Linked DNA regions of Homo sapiens: region 1 is linked to region 2. Evidence: chromatin loops called from intact Hi-C (ENCODE). Cell type or tissue: mammary epithelial cell. All regions are shown on one strand. Region 1 overlaps C15orf61 (chromosome 15 open reading frame 61). Region 2 overlaps SMAD3-DT (SMAD3 divergent transcript).

The links. A loop is a pair of places that touch in the nucleus more often than their neighbours do. Peaks named below come from ENCODE experiments on the same cell type or tissue, not always from the same donor. Only the 100,000 strongest peaks of a DNase experiment are listed, where the experiment ranks them.
Region 1: it touches region 2 in a loop (5-fold over the local background); 1 of 110 quality-filtered maps calls a loop at or near these places.

Annotation. Positions count from the first base shown.
Region 1 is chr15:67,529,476-67,533,475 of GRCh38, forward strand. It overlaps C15orf61 (chromosome 15 open reading frame 61), which reads left to right. Exons shown (of 2, transcript NM_001143936.2): 2 at 1-671. Among named protein-coding and RNA genes, the nearest start is that of IQCH-AS1, 9.6 kb to the left of the region's middle. In mammary epithelial cell, no CTCF peak of the experiment used is centred here; a DNase peak (open chromatin) is centred at 2,186; H3K27ac peaks cover 996 bases.
Region 2 is chr15:67,038,089-67,042,088 of GRCh38, forward strand. The region is part of intron 2 of SMAD3-DT (SMAD3 divergent transcript); the gene reads right to left. Among named protein-coding and RNA genes, the nearest start is that of SMAD3-DT, 24 kb to the right of the region's middle. In mammary epithelial cell, no CTCF peak of the experiment used is centred here; DNase peaks (open chromatin) are centred at 1,783, 3,903 and 3,973.

The DNA.
Region 1 (4,000 bases), 490 kb after region 2:
GTGCAATGGTGCGACCTTGGCTCACTGCAACCTCCACCTCCCAGGTCCAAGCGATTCTCCTGTCTCAGCCTCCTGAGTAGCTGGGATTACAGGTATGCACCACCACGCCGGCTAATTTTGTATTTTCTGTACAGACGGTTTCACCATGTTGGTCAGGCTGGTCTTGAACTCCTGATCTCAGGTGATCTGCCGGCCTCGGCCTCCCAAAGTGCTGGGATTACAGGCATGAGCCACCAGGCCTAGCTGAAACATTTGTAATTATTAAAACCGTGTATCTTTTAAAGTACATTTTACTTCATGTCATTTATATTCACCCAAAACTGTAAGCATAGAACATCTATAGTTCTTCATGAAATATCTTTTAACTCTGTTAAAGAATGATGTTTGAATAAGTGGGATGACATAAAAGGCAAAGATCTTGGTTTCACTGCACTGAAAAGCTAATGCAGATAACAGAAACCTTATCCTAAAGCTAGTGGATTAAGTATCTACTGTTACTCAAACAATAATGACATTTGGGGGCATCTTAACCTAAACAAGTACTTAGCATTACATCTCACCTGGGTCAACAGTCTAGAGTATCAGAGTTAAACTCTGTTACTGTAAATTAATGGAAAATGTAACTGCACTTTGCTGAAAGATCAATGTCCAATAAAGGCTGCACGATCAAATCTTGTTGCAATGATTGAGGTCTTTAATCGCCTTTCAAAGATAAGGTGGTAATCAACACAGCTTTAACTGATCTTTTTTACTAGTTCAATTACATGCTAATGACTAGTGCCAAGTCAGAATCTTTAACTACGTATTAAATCTTATGTTAGTAATGAAAAATTACTTAAGCTACACAATCAATAGAACACAAATCTTAATTACTATATTTCACTTTCATATCATTTTCTGTACTTGACAAATGTTTCACCAGGGCTTTCCCAACAATAAGAAGTGTTATTAGTAGTGACCACAGTCCACAGAGTAGTTTTCTAATACAAATTGGAGATCAGATGTGGAATTTTTTTCTCTTTTAATGAAAATGTGGCTAAAACAGTTTCCACAAACACAAGCTTGGCCATTAAAAAAAAAAAAAAAAGGTGGCCGGTCGTGGTGGCTCATGCCTGTAATCCCAGCACTTTCGGAGGCCAAGGTGGGCAGATCATGAGGTTAGGAGATTGAGACCATCCTGGCTAACACGGTGAAACCCCGTCTCTACTAAAAATAAAAAATAAAAAAATTAGCCGGGCATGGTGGCAGGCACCTGTAGTCCCAGCTACTCAGGAGGCTGAGGCAGGAGAATGGCGTGAACTTGGAAGGCGGAGCTTGCAGTGAGCTGCGATCGCGCCACTGCACTCCAGCCTGGGCAATAGAGCGAGACTCTGTCTCAAAAAAAAAAAAAAAAGGCAAAACCACAATTACTTTTGCACCAACCTACAATATTTCAGAAAAGGATAAAGGCAGATGACAAAAGAAAAAATAGACAAATACAACTTCATCAAAATGTAAAATGTTTGTTCTTCAAAGGTCTCTATTAAGAAAATGAAAGACAACCCACAGAATGGGAGAAAATATGTACAAATCATGTATCTGATAAGGGACTTATATCCAGAATATATAAATAACTCTTAAAGCTCAACAACCCAATTGAAAATTTGATTTGAACACATATTTCTCCAAGAAGATATATAAATGGCTAACAAGCACATGAAAAGATGTTCAACTAATCATTAGGAAAATGCAAAGCAAACCCACAACGAGATACCACTTCATATCCACTAGGATGACTGTGATCAAAAAGACAATAGTAAGTGTGGATGAGAATGTGGAGAAAGTGAAAAACTCCTGCATGGCTGGAGGAAATGTAAATTGGTGCAGCTGCTTTGGAAAAGTTTGGCAGCTGCTCAAAATATTAAATACGGAATTACTATATGACCCAGCAATTCTGCTCCTAGGTATAGACCCTAGGGAACTGAAAACATATGTCCACACAAAAACTTGTACATGATTGTTCATATCAGCATTATTCATACTAGCAAAAAGTGGAAACAAAAATATTCATCAGTTGATGAACAGATAACGTAGCACAGTGACACAATGGAATATTACTCATTCAAAAAAGGGATGAAATACTGATACAAGCTATAGCAATGATGAAGCTTAAAAATATTACACTAAGTGAAATAAGCCAGTCATAAAAGATCTCATAAAATTCCATTTATATGAAGTGTTCAGAATAGGCAAATCTACAGAGACAGAAAGTAGATTAGTGGTTGCCTAGGGCTGAAGAGGTTGGGGAGAAATGGGGAGTCACCACTAAGGGGCATGGAGTTTCTTTTGCTGCTGATGAAACTGTTCTAAAATTGATTGTGATATGGTTGCCCAATTCTGATTGTGATATGGTTGCCCAATTCTGATATCGTTGCCCAATTCTGACTATATGCAAACCACTGAATTGTACACTTTAAATGAAAGAAGTGTATGGCATGGGAATTATATCTTAATAAGGCTGTTAAGATTATTAAAGAGAAGAGGACAGGCTGGGCACAGTTGCTCACACCTGTAATCCCAACACTTTGGGAGGCTGAGGGGGGTGGATCGCCTGAGGTTAGGAGTTTGAGACCAGCCTGGCTAACATGGTGAAACCCTATTTCTACTAAAAATACAAAAAATTAGCCGGGCGTGGTGGCACATGCCTGTAATCCCAGCTACTCTGGAGGCTGAGGCAGGAGAATCACTTGAACCTGGGAGCCAGAGGTTTCAGTGAGCCGAGATCATGCCATTGCACTCCAGCTTGGGCAACAACAGTGAAACTCCATCTCAAAAAAAAAAAAAAAAAAGAAAGAAAGAAGAGGACAATGCACAATTAGTGTTTAATTGGTACAGAGTTTGGGTTCTGCAATATGCAAAACGTTCTGTAGATGGATGGTATTGACGGTTGTAGAATAACATCAATGTACATACAACCACTGAATGGTACAGTTAATGGGAGGTTGAGGCAGGAGTATCACTTGTGCCCAAGAGTTCAAAGGCTGCAATGTGGCATGATTGTGCCTGTTAACAGCCACTGCACTCCAGCCTGGGCAACACAGCAAGACCTTGTCTCTAAAAAGAAGAAAAAAAAAAGGTTAAGATAGTAAATATTAGTATTTTACCACAATTAAAAACAATTTTTAAAAATTAGTAAAGGATTCGATGTGAGTATGATAAAATATGACTGCAGGAGGTTAAAAAATATTAGAGATTAAAATAGTTAAAGCAATGTTGACATTTTGTATGTTGCAGTCTTAGAATTTAAAAAATTTTAATTTTGAAACCTAGTTTTATGAAATTTCATTTGGGATCATTTTTAGTAGCATTATGAAAAGGATACATTTGGTTCAAGATTATTTCAGATAAGACCAACGTAAGGCACGTAAAGTGTTAGTAAATGAAAATATCCTTTCTTAGATCCTAGTTGCTGGATAAAGAATATCAGCTACTACTAGTAAGTGGTTTTATGTAGTATTGCTTATGGCTATTTTAGTTGCACTTATATCATTTTAAATACAGTTTATGAACATTGTACTACTCCATTATATTATTAATTTATCTTCGATGATATTTATAGTATCAATTTAAAAGCTGTAAAACTTCATGAAAAGTAGCTTAAACAAGGATTTTGATAAACAAAAGCTTTCAGTTTTAAAAGCAAATCATGGAAACAACTTCTTAAAGAAGATTTGAAGTTTTTGTTGTTGCTGTTGATAGAATTATGAACCTTATAAACTCAGTATTTTTTAGTTAACCTAAATACATAAATCTATTTGAATTCATCTTATGAAAAGAGATATGTCACTAGATATATGATCATTATATGCTTTAGTGATTCATGGACCTTGTTACATCCATGCTTTGTAATGTATGAATTATTTAGCAAGAAAAATCACAATAATTTTGTTGTTACTCAAAAATTTATGGGTTAGCAGAAACAATTACGCAGCCCCTGAAGCTGGTATGTTAAGGTAACATC
Region 2 (4,000 bases):
ATCAGGGATGCTAAAGACTGCCCTTTGAGGGTAAGTAGGCAACCATCTTGAGCTCAATTTTCCTCCCCCAATATGATCCTGAACATCCAATGGCTCCCTGCTACCTTTAGGATAAAGCCTAGGCTTCTTTGCATGCATCTCAAGTCCTCCAAACTGAAACTCACATTATCTTTCCAACTTAATCTAACAATTCTACATCATATGCCATCTGCCCCAGCCAAGCTACTAAGTCTTTCTTACCTATTCATTCGGATTCTTCCCAAAAAATGTGAGGGCCAGAGAAAAAAGATAATCTCAATGAAATCTTCCCTTTCCTTCCCCAGGATAGACTACAGACTTTCTGACCTTCCTCTCCCATTGCTTCCAGGATATGCCCCACCCTCCCCAGCCTGACTTCCCAAGCTTTTTTCAGCTTTGCTTCCCTGCCCTGCCTTCAGCATGGATGCTCTGGGTCCTGTTTTTGACCTTACACAATTACAAGTGTGACCAATTTAGTCCATTATCTGCATGTATTGTATTTGTCCAACCACACAGTAAAAATACCGAACTTCTGAATGACGGAACAAATGAATTTGCAATTAGCCCTTCACAAATACTTCATGGCAAGGCAAGGATAGAATGATTTGCTCAAGGGATCTTCAGTCTAGGGATTTGCTCAAGGGAACTTCATACACAGAGAGGTGAACTATGATAATAATCCATTAGTAGCCTAAAGGTTAGTTCATTTAAGTGACCAGTTTAGTTAGGGGTTGTTGGCACATCAAAGCAATGTTTATTAAACCTGGCAAAGTGTCACTTTGTGCTTGGGTACCTCAAACTTTTCTAGAGCTAGATGATAACATCTGCTTTCTTTTCAAGAGAAAAATAGTTTCCTTTCCCTGAGCATACAACATCTTTGTTTCCTCTGTTAACTAAGATGTCAGGCTGCCTTGAGTTATTTAAAGAGACAGAAAATGCCTTTGTTTCTCAGCAATATTCCCCTTGGATTCCTTTCACTGACAGCAAACAGCTACCTTGTTATAAGATGTATTTGCTTGCTTTAAAAAGGATATCACTCTATCTATCTAAACTCCACTTGCTGGTTTCCATCTTTACTTAGGATTTCTCTGGTCCCCTAAAGTCATTTCTGTGTATATTGCACTTCTTCGACATTGATATGGAAAGACCCCAAGCTTCATCTTCCTTTTCCTGAGAAAAAAACCCTCCTCCTCCTTTTTAAGGGCTAATAACTCCATTTTGCAAACATACCATTTCAACCCCAGCAGTTGAAACCAAAGGATGCGGCTGCTTTGCTAAAACCAGATAAATGGGGCGGCTGCCCTGGTTACCGCAGAGACAAAAGCCCACTTTCCAGGAGAATGAGGGCCACATCTGGGAGCCTCAGGCCTCGCCCCTTCCCCCTTGCTGAGGCCCCTTGCTTTCTGCTCAAATAGGAGTGGAGGAAGAATAGTTTCTGCTGCTGACTTGTGACTTTGTGGCGCCTCAGCGGGGGAGCAGAGGGGAGGGAGCACTAATCTAAGACTTGTCTGGTCTAGCGGGAGGGCCCTGGGCTGGGGGCCTGGAGGCCCAGGCTCTCGCCTAAGCCAGCTGTTTGGTGACCTTAAGCAAATCATCTTCTCCTCTCTGGGCCTCAGTTTCCCCAGCCATATAATGAGGGACATTTATGAATTATTTTGGTTTCAGTTTCCCCAGAAGCTTGAGTCAAGGATTCAAGTGTGAGTAATAGGTCATTTAGAAGGTGATCCCTAGAAACTCAGGTGAAGGGTGTGGAAGTGAGACAGAGAACGGAAGGAAGCCAGTGTGAGGCATGCTGCTGAGCAGGTTGTCACCACAGGCAACTGGTGTTGGAAACACTCTGGGAGACAGAGTTGGAAAACACACCTCAGAGTTCATCTGCCCAAGGGGTAAGGAAACTGGGGATTTATCCACCAAATGCTCGTCCCTCATTCATAGAGGGCTGTTCGCCAGGGATATCAATTCTTGGGCACTTTGGGCTTTGCCCCACGCTGGCCACAGTGCTCATGGGTATTAGATGTGAGCGACCTGAATTCAGTGTGGAGGTGAGTGCTGAGGAGATGGGTCAGGGCACCGACAGCATCCGCTCTAATAATTGACCTTTACAGCCCTGAAAAGCTGTGAATTTGCACTTGGGCAAAGTAAGCAAACCTAGGGCTTTGGTATGATAGGCAGGGCAAAAGAACTGTATTCTGTGCAATCAATGACAGTCCCCTACTTCCTTCCCCATGGTTCTAGACCTCTAGGCTGTTCCCAGGGAGAACAGAACAGAAATAAAGTTCATCTCTAACTATTTAGAATGGTGAATTTACCCACTGGCCAGAGAAGATGATGAAACTATAGAGACTCCATCCCACCTTCCTTTCCCATTGCTTCCAGGATATGCCCCACCCTCCCCAGCCTGGCTTCCAAAGCATTTCTCAGTCTGATTCCAAGATATCTTTTCTTTTTTTTTTTTTTTTCGTTTTTTGCTTCCCAACACAAACCACCCACCACTGTTAGGTTTTCTCTCTCCTCACTTCTACGTAGGCCATTCCTACAGATACCCCTACAGTATCTTTCATCTTATTGACTGGTCAGAATTCTAAATGTCTTTCAAGGACCAGTGCTATTTCACCTTCTCCAGGAAGTGCTTCATGACCGTTCTCGGGTTAGAAATATCCCTCTTGGCCAAGCACAGCGGCTCACTCCTGTAATCCCAGCATTTTGGGAGGCTGAGATGGGAGGATCACTTGAGTCCAGGAGTTCAAAACCAGCCTGGGCAACATAGTGAGACCCCCATGTCTCTACAAAAAATTTAAAAATCTGCCTAAAAGCAGCCACCAATTAAGAAAGCGTTTATGCTCAACATCTGACTATCTTTAATTCCAACCAGTAGTCCCAGCTACTCAGAAGGCTGAACAGAGAGGATCACTTGAGACCACGGCTGCGGTAAGCCAAGATCATGCCACTGCACTCCAGCATGGGCAACAGAGAGAGATCCTGTCTCAGAAAAAAACAAAAACAAAACAAAAAGAAAGAAAGAAAGAAAGAAAAAGGGAGAAGGAAGGAAGGAAGGAAAAGGGGAGAGAAGGTAGAGAAGGAAGGAAGGAAAAGGGAAGGGAAGGTAGAGAAGGAAGGAAAAGGGAAGGGAAGGTAGAGAAGGAAGGAAAAGGGAAGGGAAGGTAGAGAAGGAAGGAAAAGGGAAGGGAAGGTAGAGAAGGAAGGAAAAGGGAAGGGAAGGTAGAGAAGGAAGGGAAAGAAGGGAAGAAGGAAAGAAGGGAAGAAAGAAAGATCCTTCTTCTCTGAGTATCTATTGCCTCCAGCACGCATCCAGCCTATGCACACTAGACTCTGTCATTTCTCAGAGGCATGCCTGGCCTCCCTCAAATGGGAGACAACTTCTTTATACTACTTGGGTGCCTATCTCCCAGTCCCTAGCAAGTATCCTAGAGACAGGAAATGTTGAAATAAAGAACAGTTTGGCAAGTATTTATTGAGCACCTGAGTATACAGACACTGTACAAGGAGCAATGGGGTAACTCAAAGGTAAGTAAGATCCCACCATGGCCATAAAGAATTTCAGAGTCAAAGTTGTCCTAGGTAATAGAAAGTCAGGATTTGCAAGAATGGCTCTTGGGGATCATCAGCTCTAAGTGCCTCCCTTCATAGATGCGGAATCACAGAAGAAAATGACTCACCTAAGGTCACATAGCTAGTGAGTAGTTCTACATTAATTTGTTGCTAACAGAGGGCCCCAGGCTGTCCTTTTTTTTTTTTTTTTTGATCATTTGTGCAAGTTCAGAAACAATCTTCTTTCTTTTCCTTTGTCTTTTTTTCCACTTTAAAGGAAAATGAAATTTACTGGCTTCTCTTTCTAAAGAGAAGGGGCAAGGAATAAAAATACCAGTTATGTAATAGTCATTTGCCTTAGTCATGCAGCCCTGCCGGAGTGCTGTTCGAACAGAAAGATGATTAAGTTAAACACTGCATATTTATTCCCCTG